2 separate regions of the Homo sapiens genome follow, and region 1 is linked to region 2. A link is a contact called in ENCODE POLR2A ChIA-PET data. All regions are on one chromosome and are shown on one strand. Each heading gives the region's core, a stretch centred on a gene start or an enhancer-like site at or near the end of the contact. The rest is flanking DNA. Distances are from core to core; before and after follow the strand shown. Region 1 holds the start of CRISP1 (cysteine rich secretory protein 1). Region 2 has its middle 5.8 kb from the start of C6orf141.

The links. ChIA-PET counts read pairs that join two places held with the same protein, here RNA polymerase II (POLR2A).
Region 1: POLR2A ChIA-PET joins it to region 2 with 19 read pairs in BJ. The contact joins the promoter of CRISP1 here to the enhancer-like site in region 2. POLR2A ChIA-PET finds 5 or more read pairs at or near these places in 3 of 52 experiments (AG04450, BJ and common myeloid progenitor, CD34-positive).

What each region holds. Positions count from the first base shown.
Region 1 is chr6:49,865,179-49,868,245 of GRCh38, forward strand. It overlaps CRISP1 (cysteine rich secretory protein 1), which reads right to left and starts at 1,357. Exons shown (of 8, transcript NM_001131.3): 1 at 1,251-1,357.
Region 2 is chr6:49,555,021-49,557,885 of GRCh38, forward strand. It overlaps a transcript of C6orf141 not described here. Among named protein-coding and RNA genes, the nearest start is that of C6orf141, 5.8 kb to the left of the region's middle. Within about 2 kb of position 1,616, at least 6 of the 41 ENCODE cell types and tissues checked have a DNase peak (open chromatin) inside an H3K27ac peak, as active enhancers do.

The DNA of each region.
Region 1 (3,067 bases), core at 107-2,606, 310 kb after region 2:
GAAACAAATTCACATACATAGTCATCTGATTTATGACAAAGTCTCAAATGCAATTGAGTGGGGAAAGGATGATCATTTTTATAAAAGAGATGAGGTCAATGGAATATCTAATAGAGAAAAGATAAGGATTCTGATAACTACCTTCCACTAAAAACAAAAATTGTTTTCCCTTGAGTTATAGATTTAAATGTGAGTACCATCTTATTTTTACAAATCTAAATGTGCAAACTATCATATTTGTAAGACATAAATACCAGCTATTTGATGATTATCTGATATTATTTGAAGTGTGCAGTCATATTTCTTCCAAATTCTCTTGTCTAATGATTTTCTCTCATTATAGTCAATTTGATCCATTGCATTATATGTAAAAGGTCTTTGTGAAAACAAAAGGAAGGTGGTTGGTGGTTGCTTTGGTATATATTACTAAAGGTAAGATTTCCATAAGCAGTTTTGGAGAGAATAATTCAGAGAGTACAAAGCATTAATGGGATTGAGATAGAAACTGGAAAGGGAGTGAGGGAGCAGGAAGGGCCCAAAGGGAAGTTGAGGAGGGCTGAGGTGGGGCACAAAAGTTGTGTAATTTACAAGTCCAAGACCTAGCATGAAGACCCTGGAGACTTGAAACAAGGGTGGAGACTGGCAGATGGAAAGACTGCAGAAAGAAGTTTGGACAGCTTAAAATCCTGCCCGCTGGGGCCCATCACTAGTTCTCAATTTCTCCTTCATGCTGTCTTGGTTCTGATAGAGGCTGCCTTACAGTCTGTAAAATAAATCTTTAATCGCCATTATCCATTAAATGTCTAGCAACTCCCGAAAACAAAATGTCAAGTTATAAAAGTGACAGAGGACCACTACCTGTTTGACTATGGCCCCTTATTACTGGCTAATTCTTTTGGCAGCATTTTCAATATTTTGTGAAATAAAAGATGCCTACGTTGTCATTTTCAGATCTATATAACCCTATGGTAATTGTCCCTACGTGAAAAAATGTTTCTTCTAAGCCCTCCCCAAGAAGTTCATGAGAATGAACTCAACATGTAATATTACTTTATATTTGGATAGTATATCAGCTTATAAACACCTTTATTAAAAGCATGGAGATAACTAACATTTACTTTTAGATAACAATAGCATTAGAATAAAACTTTGCATGTAATCTCATTTAACATTATAACAATGCTTTTGGGTAGTCACTTATGAATCTTATTTTCAAATAAAGAAACTGACAAAGATATTATATAACTTACCCAAGTCCACACAGCCTTTAAATTTGTGTCCTGATAAGAACCAAGCCTTTCTCTATGTAGTGTATTTGTGCTTTTAAATGACAGTCCACAGGGGAGATTTGTTCAATGAGGTAGTCAGTACAAGGTAAATGCCTATAACAGATCAAGGGATTTACGGTGGACACCAGGCATGAATACATGATAATCAGAACAAATCTAGAGTCTGTGAAGATTACAAATCATGATTATGGGGACATTTCTAGTTTGTAACCAAGGCAACATCATCAATGGAACTCACCAATTTTAAACTTTTACCCTGGGAACTAACTGCAAAGATTAGTTGCATGATTCAGCAGAGCCACAATCAGATAACAAAGGTCACTGTAAGGGAAAATGACTTGCTGGTCCAGAAACTTCTCAACTTTATTAAATTCATTCAGTAATTATTTATTGAGGTCTTAAGATGATTTATGCTCTCTTCTAGATGCTGAGGATACATAGAATCACCAAACATATAAACTACACAATCTTATGGAGTTTGGTAACTGTTCTATAATGTGTCACATACTTGGAGAGGCTCTGGGAATGAAAAGATAAGTAGTCCATTTTCCTAAGACCTTCCTGGTTAAAAGGAAAACTTCTGCAATTTGGGAGAATTCTAATAGAGATTTGTCCAGAAACAATGTGGAAGCAACTAACTACCTTGAGAGGTCTAGAAATACTGAACACTAAATTGTAAAACACTAAAAATTCCAGAAATCATTTGAGTCACATGATGAGAAATATCACAGGACACTTAGAACAAAGAAAGAAATATCACACAGACAGAAATCACATATGAGAATAGAAAATTTACTCTGAAACTAGGTGTAATCAGATGTTTTTGAATTGTCTTATTATTCTGAAAAGTTGGGAAATGTTTGTATATGTGAGTGCATGGTCGCTTATATTGAAGTCATAGCTTGCTGGCCTCTTTTTAAAATTATGAATTAAGTCTTTGTTCTTTGTAAGAAAGAATACATTATTATTTAATAAAAAATATTTTTCTTGTATCTTGCTTAAGAAAGGGCAATTGAATATCTAAAAGGAAAGAGTAAAAATAAGGTAAGAATTGTGTAGTCATAAGTTATTTTGTGTTAGTTCTGGGGTGAGGGTTAGGAAATAAAAATTAAAAGAAAGATCAGAGTCTCTTAAGATAGAACTTTCTGGTCTTGTTAAAGTATATAATGAATGTCCAGAAAACCATCTGCAGGAAAGGAGAACTAAACATCACTAAAAATTGCTCACCTATACCTAGAAGAATTTCTCTTTTGGTTGAGGGAGATGGTGTTAATCTAAAAACATAGAAAAGCTTATCTGTAAACTCTTTCATAGATAAGATGAATTATCTTTAGCTTAACTTTAATTGGCTTTAAAGAATTTTACATGATCTTGAAATTAACACTTCCAAATTATTGAGCAACTTTCTCCAACAAACTACATTGTAAAAAGAAAGCTGCAAAAGAATGCTATTACTTCACCAAACCAGCATGGTTTATATATTAGAAATGTATAATTGTCATTTATTTCTTGCTAAACTGCTGTTTATAAAGGAGAGTGTTGATTCAACATCAAGTCAAGTGTTTATGGAAACTTAATTGCTCTGGTTTTATCTGTTGGTCCTGGCAATTCCTGGCATTGCTCTACCCAACACAATGCTGTCTGTATTTATAGCACTGATGTCTTCATATAGAGTTGCTATCCAGCTTCATATATGGTTTTAAAAGAATTTGGGAAGTGTTGGAAAGCAAGGAATAACTTGATTTGCATGTGAGTCCCAAACATGGGTGCCAGTTGGC
Region 2 (2,865 bases), core at 366-2,865:
TTTGATCTTACCTCTACTCCTCTGAAAAACATGATTATCTAAAATTGTGTTAGGTGGATGAACCGCATCAAAGACTTCCAGAAGCCACTCCAGTGACCATAAGATAAATGTCAGAATCGCATAACCCCCAGGATCAGGCAAGTGTTATCCTCTCTTAAAACTCTTTGTTTACAACCATGATCTCCTTTTGGGAATCATTACATTTGACTTACTGCTTATTTTTGTTGGATGTTACCAGTGCTTGGTGATAAAACTTGATGTGGCTCTTTGCTTTGAAAAAGAAAAAAACTTTTTATTAAAAGAAACAGTTGTATACACTGCATAAAAATTGGGAAAATATTATGAAGAAAAAGAAGATATAATAAAGGAAACAAAAATTTACAGATGACCCCAAATCTCTTTTAATATTTGGCAAGTTTCAAGCATGAATTTTTTGTTTTGTTTTGTTTTTGTTTTATAGAGACAGCACCTTGCTATGTTGCCCAGGCTAGTCTTTTTTTTTTTTTGAGACGGAGCCTCGCTCTGTTGCCCAGGCTGGAGTGCAGTGGCGCAATCTTCGCTCACTGCAAGCTCTGCCTCCCGGGTTCATGCCATTCTCCTGCCTCAGCCTCCCGAGCAGCCGGGACTACAGGCGCTCGCCATCACGCCCGGCTAATTTTTTGTATTTTTAGGAGAAATGGGGTTTCACCATGTTAGCCAGGATGGTCTCGATCTCCTGATCTCGTGATCTGTCCACCTCAGCCTCCCAAAGTGCTGTGATTACAGGCGTGAGCCACCGCGCACCTGGCGTGCCCAGGCTAGTATTAAAATCCTGGACTCAAGCAATCCTCCTGCCTTGGCCTCCCAACATGCTGGGCTTATAGGCATCAGCCACCATGCCTGGCCAAGTGTGGTTTTATTTTATTGTATTTTCATGTGAATATACCTACATATATACATACATCTTTCTAAGCATAAACTATATAAAGTAGTATTAATGTAACCTCTGTATATTTTCTGAATATGATCTGTATATAAACAAACATATACTGATGCTACTCAAGATGGGCGTTCTGTGAAACGGCAGCGTGGGCATCTCCAAGAAGGTTTTTAGAAAAGTAGAATCTCAGGCCCCATTCCAGATCTGTTGAATCAGAATTCGCATTTTGTCAAGATCATTGGATGATTCACATTAAAGTTTGAGAAACACTGACATATTCTCATATATTTAGTTCTGTATCCTATTTTGTCACTTACCAAAACTGAAAAGTTTTTTTATTCTGTATTCCCAATTAATTGTTAACAATGCCATGAAGATAATAATTCATAGAGTTTTGAACACAGTTAAAGATTACAGGAAGGTGAAAGATAGAGGATATGAATGGGTAAATTGGCGAAGAGATCTCTATGAAGCTTTATAGTGTCTTTTTTAAAGAGCCTTATTATTTGAAAGTTTGTCCTAATGAACCATTGACTCATCATTGAATTTCAAACTATTTCAGAAATATGGCTATTTTGTTGTCTAGGAATATGAAATAATACATTATAAAAAACTCCTGTAAAGGTGAAAAAGCAGGAAGTCATTAACACATTGCACAATTGCAACTCTGCAGGCTGAGTCAGAACTTGTCAGCCACTTGTGATGAATTGAGAGGGGTGGGGAAAAGGTGGAGCCAGAATTTGAATCAACTGATTCAGATAAGTAAACAAAGGGCTGTGACTCTTGAACACCATGACATCTCTATAACTGCAGTCAGTACTTTGCTCTGTAATTAGGGAGGGCAAATCTGTGAATTTACTTCTCTAGATGAAGATAAAGTCCAGATTACTTTGGAGAGAGTAAGGAGTTATGATTGGTTTTCAGGCATTATGCAGCCAATAGTCACAAACAAAACATTAAGACTTGGTTATCTTCAAAGCAAGGAACTAACCAAATTCAAACTTACATTTCTAACCTTAAAACAGAACAAGAGGCCAAGCACGGTGGCTCACGCCTGTAATCCCAGCACTTTGGGAGGCCAAAGCAGGTGGATCACCTGAGGTCAGGAGTTCAAGACTAGCCTGACCAACATGGAGAAACCCCATCTCTATTAAAAATACAGAATTAGCCGAGGTGATGGTGCATGCCCATAATCCCAGCTACTCAGGAGGCTGAGGCAGGAGAATCACTTGAACCCAGGAGGAGGAGGTTGCAGTGAGCTGAGATCGCGCCATTGCACTCCAGCCTGGGCAACAAGAGCAAAACTCCATCTCAAAATAATAATAATAATTAATAAATAAACAGAACAAGAGTATTTTGAGGAGACTGCAGCCCTCCCCAAAATAGAACAAACAGAGGCTGTGTTTGCAGAGCTTGCTATAATAAGAGAGTCAGCCAACATCATTTGTGCTTGGCAGGAAAGCGAAGGCAGGTAGGGCAATAGGAAAGCTTTGTAGTGGCCAAGATGATCTTACCCATTCCTCAGCTTGACTAAATTTCAGATAAGCTTCTTGACTTAGGTCCCTGACTTTCCTTTTCTTAGAGCATTTACTTTAGAAGACTTTGAATGGTAAATTATTTCTCTGCCCCTTTGAAATGTAAATCTAAGAAAGATCCAGGTATGTCTTTCTTGAGGACCTAGGAGCCATTACTGTGAAGTGTAATCACTGAAAACAAACAAACAAACAAACAAAACTCAGAGGTCTCTAACTATCAGTCTCTGTGGGAGGGTGGAAGCCCAGCTTCTCAAAGTGCCAATCAGCAAACATAGATGGCATAATCACATTGACCAATGTCCCTTTTAACATTGTCTCGTAGTTTTTCTCTAGCTCGCCTTAATGCTTAAAATATTCCCACCTTTTGTTTCAAAGGAATTAAGTTCAATCTCTCTCCCCTAATGCAATAGT